Regions from separate parts of the Homo sapiens genome. Here all the other regions are linked to region 1. The links are chromatin contacts, found by Hi-C or POLR2A ChIA-PET in ENCODE. All regions are on one chromosome and are shown on one strand. The core of a region is the stretch at or near the end of the contact, and the rest is flanking DNA. Distances in the headings are between cores, read along the strand shown. Region 1 holds the start of ZNF100 (zinc finger protein 100). Region 2 holds the start of ZNF431 (zinc finger protein 431). Region 3 holds the start of LINC01233 (long intergenic non-protein coding RNA 1233).

The links. A loop is a pair of places that touch in the nucleus more often than their neighbours do. ChIA-PET counts read pairs that join two places held with the same protein, here RNA polymerase II (POLR2A). Pooled maps may share reads with other maps.
Region 2: a map of B cell shows a loop between it and region 1 (7-fold over the local background). The contact joins the promoter of ZNF431 here to the promoter of ZNF100 in region 1. A Hi-C loop is called at or near these places in 3 of 168 maps with a recorded cell type or tissue (B cell, endothelial cell of umbilical vein and naive thymus-derived CD4-positive, alpha-beta T cell), 2 of 37 single-sample maps with no recorded cell type and 12 of 50 pooled maps. POLR2A ChIA-PET finds 5 or more read pairs at or near these places in 8 of 52 experiments (CD4-positive, alpha-beta memory T cell, H1, HEK293 and 5 more).
Region 3: a map of ascending aorta shows a loop between it and region 1 (5-fold over the local background). The contact joins the promoter of LINC01233 here to the promoter of ZNF100 in region 1. A Hi-C loop is called at or near these places in 2 of 168 maps with a recorded cell type or tissue (ascending aorta and sigmoid colon) and 4 of 50 pooled maps.

What each region holds. Positions count from the first base shown.
Region 1 is chr19:21,765,227-21,769,802 of GRCh38, forward strand. ZNF100 (zinc finger protein 100) reads right to left here and starts at 2,353. Exons shown (of 5, transcript NM_173531.4): 1 at 2,201-2,353; 2 at 468-560. The coding sequence starts at 2,203. RefSeq lists a silencer at 2,340-2,517.
Region 2 is chr19:21,140,188-21,144,366 of GRCh38, forward strand. ZNF431 (zinc finger protein 431) reads left to right here and starts at 1,853. Exons shown (of 5, transcript NM_133473.4): 1 at 1,853-1,999; 2 at 3,364-3,456. The coding sequence starts at 1,997. RefSeq lists enhancers at 1,879-2,358, 3,140-4,179.
Region 3 is chr19:22,530,008-22,534,402 of GRCh38, forward strand. It overlaps LINC01233 (long intergenic non-protein coding RNA 1233), which reads left to right and starts at 2,619. Exons shown (of 2, transcript NR_110664.1): 1 at 2,619-2,907; 2 at 3,209-3,487. LOC105376917 (a long non-coding RNA gene) reads right to left here and starts at 2,478. Exons shown (of 2, transcript NR_160728.1): 1 at 2,332-2,478.

The sequences.
Region 1 (4,576 bases), core at 1,103-3,602:
AAATATCTTCAAGGTGACAAACCCAGGTAGTGGCAGTGCTGATTAAATAACAGATGTGTCTGACTCATGTTTCAAGTCAGGTCATTCAATCACTGGAGAGATTCTTCCACCCACTCCTGCTCACTTATGTGCTCAAGAACCACCCACTCAGAAGACACTGCATTATGCCCCAGTGACTGCCCCAGGTGCATTTTACTTTGCAAGCTCTTACACCATCTCACTGGGGTCAGTTCTGTTGTTGTTTGTCTTTTGGAATACTTTTTGGTAACAAAATTTTCACTTTTTTTTCCAATATTTTTCTTTATATTTATTTCACTATTTTTCTGCCCCCCTTAGATGATCCAGGGAGCAGAAATTATTTTTGTGTTTCCCCTCAATACCAGCATCTGATTGGCTGACCAGCAACGTGTCTCCAAGAAATGAAAGCTGGGTTGGGTGAAGACAATTTTAATGTCTCAAGGGGTTACCTTTTCAAAATAAGACTGCACCAGAAGACTCCTCTCAGCCCCAGGGCATCCACTTGCTCCCTTGAGAGGACACATTCCATACCTCGGGTCATCCTACGGGAGAAAATAAACCAGAAGCTGACATTCACTAGGCACTTTAGCTGACAGAACCATGGCGGATATCTCGGTTTATCCACAGATAGTACTGAAACCCAGGACCAGGAAAAAACTAAAGGGTGGCTGAGGACACATCACCCCATAGATTTTTCCAAATCAAAACCTTGACCCAAAAACATTCTGATAAATCTCTGTGCCTAGAGAAGGTAAAAGGAAAAGAGACACAGAGATTTTCTACAATACAGTGTCAGAGGATTAGTCTTTGTTTCCTTTTCGTGGGAAATATTTACAAGCGGATAACACATCTTCTTAAAAGCGCCATTTAATGCTTTGTCAAAAACAATTAATTAAAATATGGTATAAACAAGTACACTAAAGGACAAATAGGTGATAATGTGAATTAGGAAGGAAAAGTTGACATTTGGGAACGCCAGAAGAAATTGGAAATTTAGTATCTTACTGCAAGCCAGAGTGAGGCTGGAGAAATGGGGGACGGGGGTTAGACTTAACAACCTGCTTGGGACACAGGTGAAAAATGCAGCAGAAAATCAGTTCCCCGTGGAGTGTGAAAATAATTAAGAGACAGGCAATTCCACTGAGGTGTCTCTAGTCCCTGGGTTCCTACTTAAAAAAAAAAAAAATCTAACTCAGGTGCATTTTTTTTTTAATTACTACATTCAGAGAAAATGTAGGCTTAAACAACTATAAACTGTTAATTAACCTCTGATTACACAACCAGGAAATCTTCACCTGTATTGTACAAATCAAGAAACTACGTTACTGTAACCAATTACTAAATTTAGTTTTCTTCATCATACATTTTATAAATGACTTTCCTTCAAGCCTCTCCCATAGACAACAAACTACAAACCATAGCTGGATACTCTATGATTCTTGAATCACTGTTTGATTAAATTCTTTAGGCCAGGCGCGGTGGCTCACGCCTGTAATCCCAGCACTTTAGGAGGCCAAGGCGGGCGGATCACGAGGTCAGGAGTTCAAGACCAGCCTGGCCAACGAGGTGAAACCCCGTCCCAACTAAAAATACAAAAAAATAAGGCCGGCCCAGTGACAGGCGCCTGTAATCCCAGTTACTCGGGAGGCTGAGCCAGGAGAATCTCCAGAACCCGGGAGGCGGAGGTTGCAGTGAGGGGAGATCGCGCCACTAAACCCTAGCCTGGGCGACAGAGCGACTCCGTCTCAAACAAACAAAAAAATCGTTAATATTTGTGCAGTGACTCCCATACATTTTTAATAGGAGAAAAGAGGAACTGGGAAAGCCACGGACCAAAGATCTTCCCATTCATGAACCCGCACCCCGAGTCAGGATTTTCCCCTGACGACCCTCCCGTGGTCCCTGCACAATCTGAGAGAGACGCGGCGCTGCGGGTGCAGAGCTGCCAAGAGAGGGCTCCAGGCCAAGGCACAGTCACTACGCAGGGAAGAGAAAGGACGCCTGGGGTCCTGGCTGTCAGCGCAGCCGCCATCTTATGGCCGAAGGGGACGGAGGCCGAGCTGGGCAAGGCGCAGATTGTGAAGCTGACTGCGGAGAGGCCTGAGTCCCGCCACAGCTACTTCCCACCAGTTCCAACCAGCCCTTTCGCCGTCTCTCGGGATGTCGGACCGGGCACTCTCACCATTTCTAGGCTTCTAGGGGGTCCTGGCGTCTTAGCTGTGGATCTCCCAATATCTGCAGGTCAGAGGGCCACACAGGCTAGGCCCCTAGGAGCAGAAGACACAGAGAAGTGAGAGCAAAACCTGGAGCTCCGGCTACAGCGAGAGACAAAGACCCCGCCAAACCCGGAAGCCGTCCAGTCCGCTCCAGCTGCATGCCTGATTGGACGGTTTCCAGCCCAGCGTCCCTGGTTGGATAATGCTTAAATCCCCGCCCTGTCAGGCTTTGAGTGACAGAAGATGTGATCAGATGCGGGTTCAATGAAGAAAGAGTGACAGCCTAGACTGCCCCCTCTTCTGACAGGGCTTCCTCCCTCAGCTGAGCTAGGCCCATCCCAGAGAGTATTTGCCTTTAAATTTGTGTATAAGGTCATATGTATAAATAAATAATACATTATATAGCTATACACAAGTGAAAAGAATATAACAATTATTTTAAAATTTCAGCTTTTATGACCTTCCTGGCTTCTGGCCCTTTGAGCAGGCAGCCTGAGATTTTAGAAAAGAGAAAATCATCTAAAATGAATGTCAGCCACATGTGGATTTGAAATTTTCTAGTAGCCAAACTTTAAAAAGAAACAAGTTGAACTGATTGTTAACAATGTAATTCACCCATTATATTCAAAATATTATCATTTTAATGTGTGAGAAATATGTAATTATTGATAAAATATATAAATATTTGGAACTAAATCTTTGAAGCTGACTTTGTATTTTACCTTTCTAGCATATCGCATTTCAGACCAGGCACATTGTGGGAACCCAGTAGCCACACATGGACAATAGCTGTCACATTGAAGTGCAGCTCTGATGTCAGCGGTGTGAAGGGCCTGAACATCTCTTTCCTGCGAGAGTGAAAGAAGAGACTCTCCCTACAAACATCTCTCTTTGGTTCCTAGGGTGGACCAGATAGTTCCCATAGAAAGAGCTGAGGGCAGTAGGAATAAAATAGCCACAGGTAATAAACAACTGCTGGCCACCTGTTGCCCACCTTTCTTTTAGAGACCAGATAGTGAACAAAGGATGATGGGGCCACAGGAGAAAAAACAACTATGTCTTCAGTTCTGTCCACACACTTGAACTCCAGTATTTAGAGATGGAGAAAATAGATTAAAAACAAACATAGTTTGCTATATGGTCTTGGCCCTAACAATCAGGCTGTGTTTATCTGTTTTCTCCTGTGGTGTGGGGGACTATGTGAGTCTAAGCACCAATCACACGCATACATGTCTACAGGTATTTCTGCATTACCCAAAATTCTCTTACAAAACATCGAACTTTAAATCAGGGGAAGAAATCAGTACCTAGAGGGTGTCCACTGTTAGAAGCCAACTCTTAGTCAACCTGTCACTGAATCCTGGCAACTTATCTGTACTGGGTGCATGTATTAGTTAGCTATTGAGGCATAACAAATCATCCAAAACTTATTAGTTTATAATTGAAATGGTTGGCCATTTAGGCCGAGCTGAGTGGGGCCATTCTTCTGGTCTCAGCTGAGCTCCTTCAGACATGTATCATCACCTGCTTTTTGACTAGACAGCTGTGCATCTGGGGGTGAGCTTCTGCTCCTGGGTCTGTCAACAGGGGCACCTTGCTTCTCCTCTTCATGGTATCTTATTTTCCAGCTGGCTAACATGGGCATTATTCATGGAGATGGCAGCATTCTAAAAGAAAAAGAGAAGCAGTCAATACCATTTGAGCCTGGGCCCCAAACTGGCCCACTGTCATGTTCACAGGTTTCTGTTGACCTGAGCAAATAAGGTCAGCCAGATATAGGGCTTTGAAAACAGATTCCAGATCTTGATGGAAACAGCTGTAAAAGCACCTGGTTATGGGCAAAGATACAAGAGGGATGAAAAAATGTCATTTTGCAATCAGTATCATTCTACCTTTTTTGCATATGTGGTATATAGAACTCTTCCACATCAGGAAACTTGTGCAAAGTCCTACGGCTACTAAGTGGCTGGGCTGAGACTCAGGATCAACTTTATCTGACTCCAAAGCCCATGCACCTCCATAGATGACACTACTAAAGTAGCTGCCCTGCCCTAGACTATTGAAATCCTGGAGAGTGACACTTCCATAGTAGAAGTCAGATTCCTTTTAGATTTGTGCTCATTTGGGAATAATCCTCACAAAAATTGCAGAAGCACACGGTGGCTCTCACCTGTATTTTTAGTACTTTGGGAGGCTGATATGGGAGATTTATGTGAGCTTAGGAGTTCCAATGCAGCCTGATCAACATAATAAGATTCTGTTTCCATGACAAAAATGAAGAAATTAGCCACCCATGGTGGTGCATGCCTATAGTCCCAGATACTTAGGTGGCCGAGGCAGGA
Region 2 (4,179 bases), core at 603-3,102, 630 kb before region 1:
TAGTATCTGTGGGTCTTTGGACAATTTTCTTGATGTGAAAGAGTTCTATGAACCACATATGGAAAAGAGGTAGATTGGTACTAATTGCAAAATGGTGGCAATTTTTAATCTCTTCTGTATCCATGCCCATTGCCAGGTGCTTTTACAACTGTTTCCATCAAGATCCAGAATCTGTTTTCCAAACCCTAGATCTGGCTGGCCTTATTGGCTCAGAGTGGTAGAAACTTGTGAACATGACAGTGGGCTAGTTTGGGGCCCAGGCTCAAATGGTCTTGAATGCTTCTGTTTTTCTTTCAGAATGCTGCCATCTCCCTGAATAAAGCCATGTTAGCCAGCTGGAAAATAAGATACCATGGGAAGGAGAAGCAAGGTGCCCTGTTGACAGCCCCAGAACTAGAAGCTCACCCCCAGAAGCACAGCTGGCTAGTCAACAAGCAGCTGATGATACGTGTCTCAAAGAGCTCAGCTGAGACTAGAAGAACGGCCCCACTCAGTCTAGCCTAAATGGCTGACCATCTCAATTATGAACTAATAAGTTTTGGACGATTTGTTATGCTACAATAGCTAACTAATACATGCACCCCGTGCAGATAGGACACCAGGATTCTATGACAGGTTGATTACTAGTTACCTTCTAACAGTGGGCACCCTATAGGTACTGATTTTTTCCCCTGATTTAAAGTTGGGTGACTTGTAAGAGAATGTTGAGTAATGCAGAAATACACGTAGACATGTATGCATGTGATTGGTGCTTATACCCACACAGTCCCACACACCACAGGAGAAAACAGATAACTACGGCCTGACCATTAGGGCCAAGGCCAATAGCAAAATAAGTTTTGCCTTTAATCTGTTTTCTCCATATCTAAACATTTGAGGTCAAGAGTGTGGACAGATCTGAAGACACAGAGTTTTATTATCCTGTGGCCCCAACATTCTTTCTTCACTGTCTGATCTCTGGAAGAAAATGGGCAACAGGTGGCTATCAGTGGTCTCCTTGTGGTTATTTTGTTCTTGCTGCCCTCTGCTCTTTCTATGGCCACTATCTGTTCCACCCTCAGAACTGAAGGGAGATGTTGGTAGGGAGAGGCTTTTCCTTCACCTCTGGCAGAAAAGGTTTGCTGGGGCCCTTCACCTCCCGACATCAGAGCTGCACTTCAATGTGGAAGCTTTGGTCATGTGTGGCTCCTGAGTGCCTGGAATGTTCCTGGTCTGAACTGCGATGTGCTAGAAAGGTAAAATACAGAGTTAGTTTCAAAGATTTAGTTTCAAATATTTATATACTTTATTAATAATCACATATTTCTCACACATTAAAATGAAAATTTTTTGATATATTGGGTTAATTAAATTGTTACAATCAATTCAACCTGTTACTTTTTTTTTTTAAGTTTGGTTACTAGAAAATTTAAAATTTACATATGGCTCACATTTTATTTCAGAAAATTACCTCCGTTCTAAAATTTCAGACGGCCTGCTGAAAGACCAGAAGCCGGGAAGGTCATAAAATCCGAAATTTTAAAATAATTGTTATTATATTCTTTTCATTTGTGAATAGGCATACAGTATGTTATTTATAAATGCATGTGACTTTACACACAAGGTTAAATACAAATTCCCTCTGGGGTGGGCCTGGCTAAGCTCTGGGAGGAAGCCCTGCCTGAAAAGACGGCAGCCTAAGCTGTCACTCTTTCTTCACTCAGCCCAGCATCTGTTCGCATCTTCTGTCACTCAGGGCCTGAGAAGGTGGGGTTTTAAACGTTATCCAATCAGCGACGCTAGGCTGGGAACCGTCCAATCAGGCACGCAGCTGGAGCGGACAGGACGGCTTCCGGGATGTGGCGGGGCCTTTGTCTCTCGCCGCAGCCTGAGCTCCAGGTCTCCCCTTCGCTGCTCTGTGTCCTCTGCTCCTAGAGGCCCAACATCTGTGGCCCTGTGACCTGCAGGTATTGGGAGACCCACAGCTAAGACACCGGGACCCCCTGAAAGCCTAGAAATGGTGAGAGTGCCGGGTCGGACATCCCGAGAGAGGGGAAGGGCTGGTTGTAACCGGTGGGAAGTGGCTGTGGCGGGACTCAGGCCTCCCCGCAGTCAGCTCCACAGTCTGCGCCCCGAGTTCTCCTTGCCCAGCTCGGCCTCAGTCCCCTCCAGCCATAAGATGGCGGCTGTGCTGACAGTCGGGACCCCAGGCGTCCTGTCTCTTCACTGCACAGTGACTGTGCCCTGGCCTGGAGCCCTCTCTGGGCAGCTCTGCACCCGCAGCACCGCGTCTTTCCCAGATTGTGCAGGGACCACGGGAGGGTCTTCAGGGGACAGTTCTGACTCGGGGTGCGGGTTCATGAATGGGAAGAGCTTTGTTCCGTGGAGTTCCCAGTTCCTCTTGTCTTCTGTTAAAAATATATGGGAGTCACTATAAAAACATTAAATAATTTAATCAAAGAGTGATTCAAAAATTGTGGAGCACCCAGCTGTGGTTTGTAATTTGTGCTTCATGGGCGGGACTTGAAGAAAAGACTTTTATAAAAAGCATGATGAAGAAAACCAAATTCAGTAATTGGTTAGGTAGAGTTACATAGTTTCTTAATTTGTACAATAAAGGTGAAAATTTCCTGATTATGTAATCAGAGGTTAATTGGCAGTTTATAGTTGGTTAGGGCTGAGTTTTGTTTCTCTCAATGTAGTAATTTACTGAAAAATGTACGTCAGTTAGATTTTTTTAAAGTAGGAACCCAGGGACTAAAGACACCTCCGTCTAATTGCCTGCCTTTTAATTATTTTCACAGTCCATGGGGAGCTGATTTTCCGCTGCATTTTTCACCTGTGTCCCAAGCAGGGTCTTAAGTCTAACCCCCATTCCTCATTTCTCCAGCCTCCCTCTGGCTTGCAGTAAGATACTAAATTTCCAGTTCCTTCTGGTGTTTCCAAATGCCAGCTTTTCCTCCCTAATTCACGTTATCGCCTATTTGTCTTTTAGTGTACTTTTCTATACCGTATTTTAATTATTTTTTGACAAAGCATTAAATGACGCTTTTCAAAAAGTTTTTTAAAAGATTTTTTAAAAAAAATATCTGTAAATATTTCCCATGAGAAGAAAGCAAAGAATAATCCCCTGATACTGTATTGTTAAAACTCTCTGTGCCTTTTCTCCTTGTATCTTCTCTAGGCACAGAGATCTTGTCAGAATGTTTTTCGGTCAAGGTTTTCCTTTGGAAACTTTATGGGGTGATGTGTCCTCAGCCACCTTTTAGTTTTTTTCTGGTCGTGGGTTTCAGTGCTGTCTGGGGATGAACTAAGATATCCACCGTGGTTATGTCAGCTAAAGTGCCTAGTGAATATCAGCTTCTGGTTTATTTTCTTCCATAGGACGACTTGAAATATGGAGTGTATCCTCTCAAGGAAGCAAGTGGATGCCCTGGGGCTGAGAGGAATCTTCTAGTTTACTCTTATTTTGAAAAGGTAACCTCTTGAGACATTAAAATTGTCTACGCCCAACCCAGCTTTCATTTCTTGGGGACACATTGCTGGTCAGCCAGTCCGATGCTGGCACTGATGGGAAAACACAGAAATAATGTATGCCCCCTGGATTGTCTTAGGGGGCAGAAAGATAATGAAATAAATATAGTGGAAGAAAAATAGTGTTAAAAAGTGAAAAATTTGTGACAGATAAAATAGTATCCCAAAAGACCAGAAAAAAACAAAAACAAAAACAAAAAAACCTGACTCTAGTGAGATGGTGTAAGAACTTGCAAAGTAAAATGCACCTGGAGCAGTCACCGAGAAATACTGCAGTGTCTCCTGTATGGGTGGTTCATGAGCACATAAGTGAGCAGGAGTGGGTGGAAGAATCTCCCAAGTGATTGAATGGCCTGACTTGAAACATGAGTCAGACACACATTTGTTTTTTAATCAGCACTGCCACTCCCTGGGTTTGTCACCTTGAAAATATTTGTTTACTTATTTTGACCTCACTTTTTTAGCTGTAAATTGCATTATATTAGTAGGGCTTGAAAGGTAGGAATTTTTTTTTTTTTTTGAAACAAGTTTCACTCTTGCTGCCCAGGCTGCAGAAGGATTGATCTTGGCTCACTACAACCTCTGTCTCCCAGGTTCAAGCAATTCTCCTACCTCAGCCTCCTAAGTAGCTGAGATTACAGGCACACACCACCACACCCAGCTAAT
Region 3 (4,395 bases), core at 1,369-3,868, 770 kb after region 1:
AGTCCTATAAATCTTACTATCTTAAAGCCAGATATACCTATATGGACTACAGGTTACTCCATGACATTACGAAGCTACAGTCAAAAAGCTAAAATAGCTTTATACATTATAAAGAGGACTCAAACCAAGCAGTCAGCCCAGCAGCAATTCCGAGTCTTTACGTCATTCTTTGAACATATAAACCAGAAGTTACCAGAGCCTCCTCCTTTAACCAAAAACCTATTTGCTCAGCTGGCTGAAAACATTGCCAGCAGCCTAGGCATTTCCTCATGTTATGTTTGTAAAGGGACTAACATGGGAAACCAATGGCCTTGGGAAGCAAGAGTTAATGCCTCAAGATAACTTTAACTGACTCTTTCCCCAGACTGATGCCCACAAGTTCAAGCGTCTGGCTCTTAAAAACTTCTATTATTAAAAGATACTGTATTGCTCATTGGGGAAAAGTTTTTACAGACCCAGTAGGAGAACTAACCTGCTTAAAACAGCAATATTATAATAAAACATTAAACAAAACTTTGTAGCAGGGCAGAGATAACTACAAAACACCCCATCCAGACCCATTCTCCCGCTTCTCTTCTCTAAACCACACTTAATATCCAAATACTTAGCAAGTATTTGGAAGTATTTGCAAGTATTTGGAAGCTCCAAATACTTGGCAAGCATCCCCTGGTCTTTATTAGATCTGTGGGCCATGGGCATATCAACAGTTGCTAGCTAAATGAACAGGGGCCTGTGTGCTTGGAACAATTAGACTGTCTTTCTTCCTACTCCCACTGCAACAGAGAGAAACTTTAGGGTATCTTATCTATAATAAAGTTGAAAAAATACAGATATAAGAAGAAATATAAAAATTAAAAATTAAAAAGGCACAAATTGGCACCCTAAAAAAAAAATTCAATACTATAGGCCAGCTACCTGGACACAAAATAAGTCATAGGCATACCGCAGTCCTATTTACATGCTTAACCACATCATAAGGTTGCAGGCAGTACTTAAAATCATCACTAATAAGACAGCAAATGCATTAAGTTTACTAACCCAGCAAACCACAAAAATAAAAAACGCCATCAGAACAGATTAACTTTAGTCTGCCCCCTAGCCCACGAAGGAGGAGTATGTAAAAAATTCAATCTAACTAATTGTTGCCTGAAAATCAAAAATAATAAAAAAGCAATTATAAAAATAACTACAAAAATAAAAAAATTAGCCCACGTTCCAGTTCAAACTTGGAAAGAGTAGTCTCCAGATTCTCTCTTTGGAGGCTAGTTTTCATTTTTTGGAGGGTTCAAAACTTTAATAGGAGTGGTTTTAGCCACACTAAAAAGTTTCCTAATACTCCCTTGTCTGTTACCTCTCATTGTTAGAAGTATTCAATCAACTATAGAGGCAATAGTAGCTAGAAAAATCAACACTCAGCTAATAGCTCTGCGTAAATATCAACCTTTGTGTTAAAAAAAAACAAAACTTGTCTCTTCAGGCAAAACTAAGTAATAGTAATGCTTTCTATTAAACTTCTTTCATAAAAATCATCAAACGGGGGAAACTGAGGCAAAAATTTAAAAATAATAATAAGTACTACATGTATTCACTCCAAGAAAAGTAAAAGCTAAGGCCCAGAATGTGGCAAGGCAGGGGTTTAAAAAAAACAAAGAAAAGAACAAGTTTTCCTCCACCTAGCAAGCTCATTTCAAGGACAGTTATAAAATAACGCTGTCCAAATAGCCAAGGCCAAAGGAATGGGCTCCAAACACCCCATCCCTTCCAGAGCAAGGTTAAAAAAACAAAAACAAACAAACAAACAAAAAAACACACACACAAAAAACCAGATTCTTTACTGTTACTCTTTTCCCATGCGTCCTCACGGCAGAAGGCAGCCTTTCTGTTACATCTAGGAATTGAACAGAAAGAGGACAGCCCAAGCCTCATTTCAGAGAGGTCTGGTATACTCTTAGAAATCTATGAGACGGTCATCCCTAAATCCATTAATGTTTTTTCTCTCTGAAGAGAATCAAGGGAAACTGATGCTTCAGAAAGATGCCCCATATTACCCTGTGACACTCAAAGTCCCCCAGATTGAGACATGAGGAAGATTCAAGCTGTCAAGTTCAGTTTCCCAAGATCTCTTTCATGGTAAATAAGCAAATCTCACTCCAGGCAGGGTCTGGGCTGTTAAGGGGAGGGGCTGACTGACAAGACTTTGATGGGGGGAGCCCAGTGGCACTTGGGGGCCCAGCCCAGTAAGCCTCGGGAGTGGCATGAGCTCTGGCCGCAGTCCTGCCATCAGAGGGATTCTGGGGCTGGGTGGGGGAGGCCATCACCTGGCGATAGTACCTTTTTCTTTGCAGCCGCCAATTTGCTCTGTAGGGTTTCTTCAGACATTGCAGGGCAGGAAGGAATGTGGGGTTGGGGCCACGTCAGCTAGATTGCGGCTTACCACTGGGGAACAATTCCTGTCGGCCACCGCGCAACTGTGCGACTGACCAGAGGAGGCGTAACCAGGGCCTACTACAGCGCAGAATAGGGGGCGTGGCCGCCATCCTCCAAGTCCATTGGTCGATGAGAAAGATGACAGAGAAAGGAGGCGAGGCCAGGCAGCAGCGCGTCCAGGTGGGTGTGAGGCGTCACAAGGAAAGCTGAGCAGGCAATTGCTGCCCCGCCCACTCTGGGAAGAGGGGCGGGGCCGCCCGCTCCAGAGGGACGGAAGCGGCGGGGCCGCCGGATCCAGGGACAATGGGGTGGGGCGGGCTTTCCCTGGGTGGGCGCAGCGGCTTCCTGGGTCCCCCTCACGCTCTGGGTCAGAGTTCCTTTACAGGCGGACCTGAGAGGCAACTCACCGACTCCTGCCCTGGACCCTCCTGCGCCACTGAACCCCCTGACCTGGGAGCCTCGGAACCTAGGGCTCAGGAGGTGGGTGAGGAACGGACTCCACAGTTTCTTTCCTGACTCCTCACAGCCCTGCCCCAGACCTTCCCTTCCCAGAAATCACCTCCAAGGACCCCTAATCAATGTTCCAGACGCCTACCTCTCGGAACGCCCCATTCCTAGAGGGTCCCTACCCTGATTCCGGGAGCACATTTGCCCCCCTTTCCAGCTGGATCCAGTCCCGGGCTCTCCTGCTTCCCAGCTCCTCCTCCCGCACCCAACAGCACCCCTTTCCTCTCAGAGCGGCCGTGGGTCCCATCAGGCTTTCCCCTCGGATCCTCTGCAGATGAACCAGGACTTATCCGAAGGTACCAAGTGAACTTCTAGGAAAAGTCCAATTCTCAGATGCTGGATGTCTTCCAAAAATGAAGCAAATTAGTAACTTAGTAGCTGAGTCAACTAATCCTGTTAGATGGTCAACACTGGTTTTTTTATTTTAATATTTTTAAGTGGCAACTCTAGTGTGTGAGAAAATTAATGTGACAGCTGAATTTGTAGAAAGCTGCTTTGACTCTCTTGGGCCCCTTCATAAGCCCTGGAACTAAATAAAAGTCTAGTGAATACAGGTAAGCTCCCTTCTTTTTCTCCATATTTACCCCTCACTTCAACTATAATTTCACAGGTCCCTTTTTCCACATTCAAGGTGGTTGATAATAAAGTGGGAATGTACAGGATTCTCTTTAATCCTGAATTAGCAATCCAAAAATTAGAATTTGTTGCATTCTTAGAACTACGGTCAGGGTTCCTGAGCAGGTACTCAAGCAGACACAAAGACAAAACTTCCATTTTATTTCAGAAGAACCTCCATAATCCCATGCATTAATTCCCATCATAAATCATCTCATCTCATCCATCTATCTTTCATCTATCTATCATCTATCTGTCATCTGTTATCTATCATATAACGATAATTCATCTATCATCTATCATTCATCTGTCTATAATCCATCTATTTATCATCTATGTATCATATATCGATCATTCATCTATCATCTATCATGTATTGATCATTCATCTATCTGTCATCTATCATTCATCTATCATCTATCATTCATCTATCACCTATCATCTATCATATATCGATAATTCATCTATCATCTATCATATTCATCTATCATCTATTATTCATCTGTCGATCATCTATCATTCATCTATTTATCATCTATCATATATTGATAATCTATCATCTATCGTGTATCAATCATCTATTATCTATCATCTATCTGTCATCTATCATATATTGATCATCTATCTATCACCTATCTATCTATATATCATCTATCTATTTATTATCTCTCTCTCTCTCTCCTCTATTAGTACTGTTTCTTTGGAGAACCCCTAGTACATATACTCTTTTTCCTGGCTCTTTGAGTATAAGGTGATTTGCTAGGGTTAAGAATGTAGCCTCCTGGTAGGCTGCAGCGAGTTGAGATCGCACCACTGCACTCCAGCATGGGTGAAAGAGCGAGACTT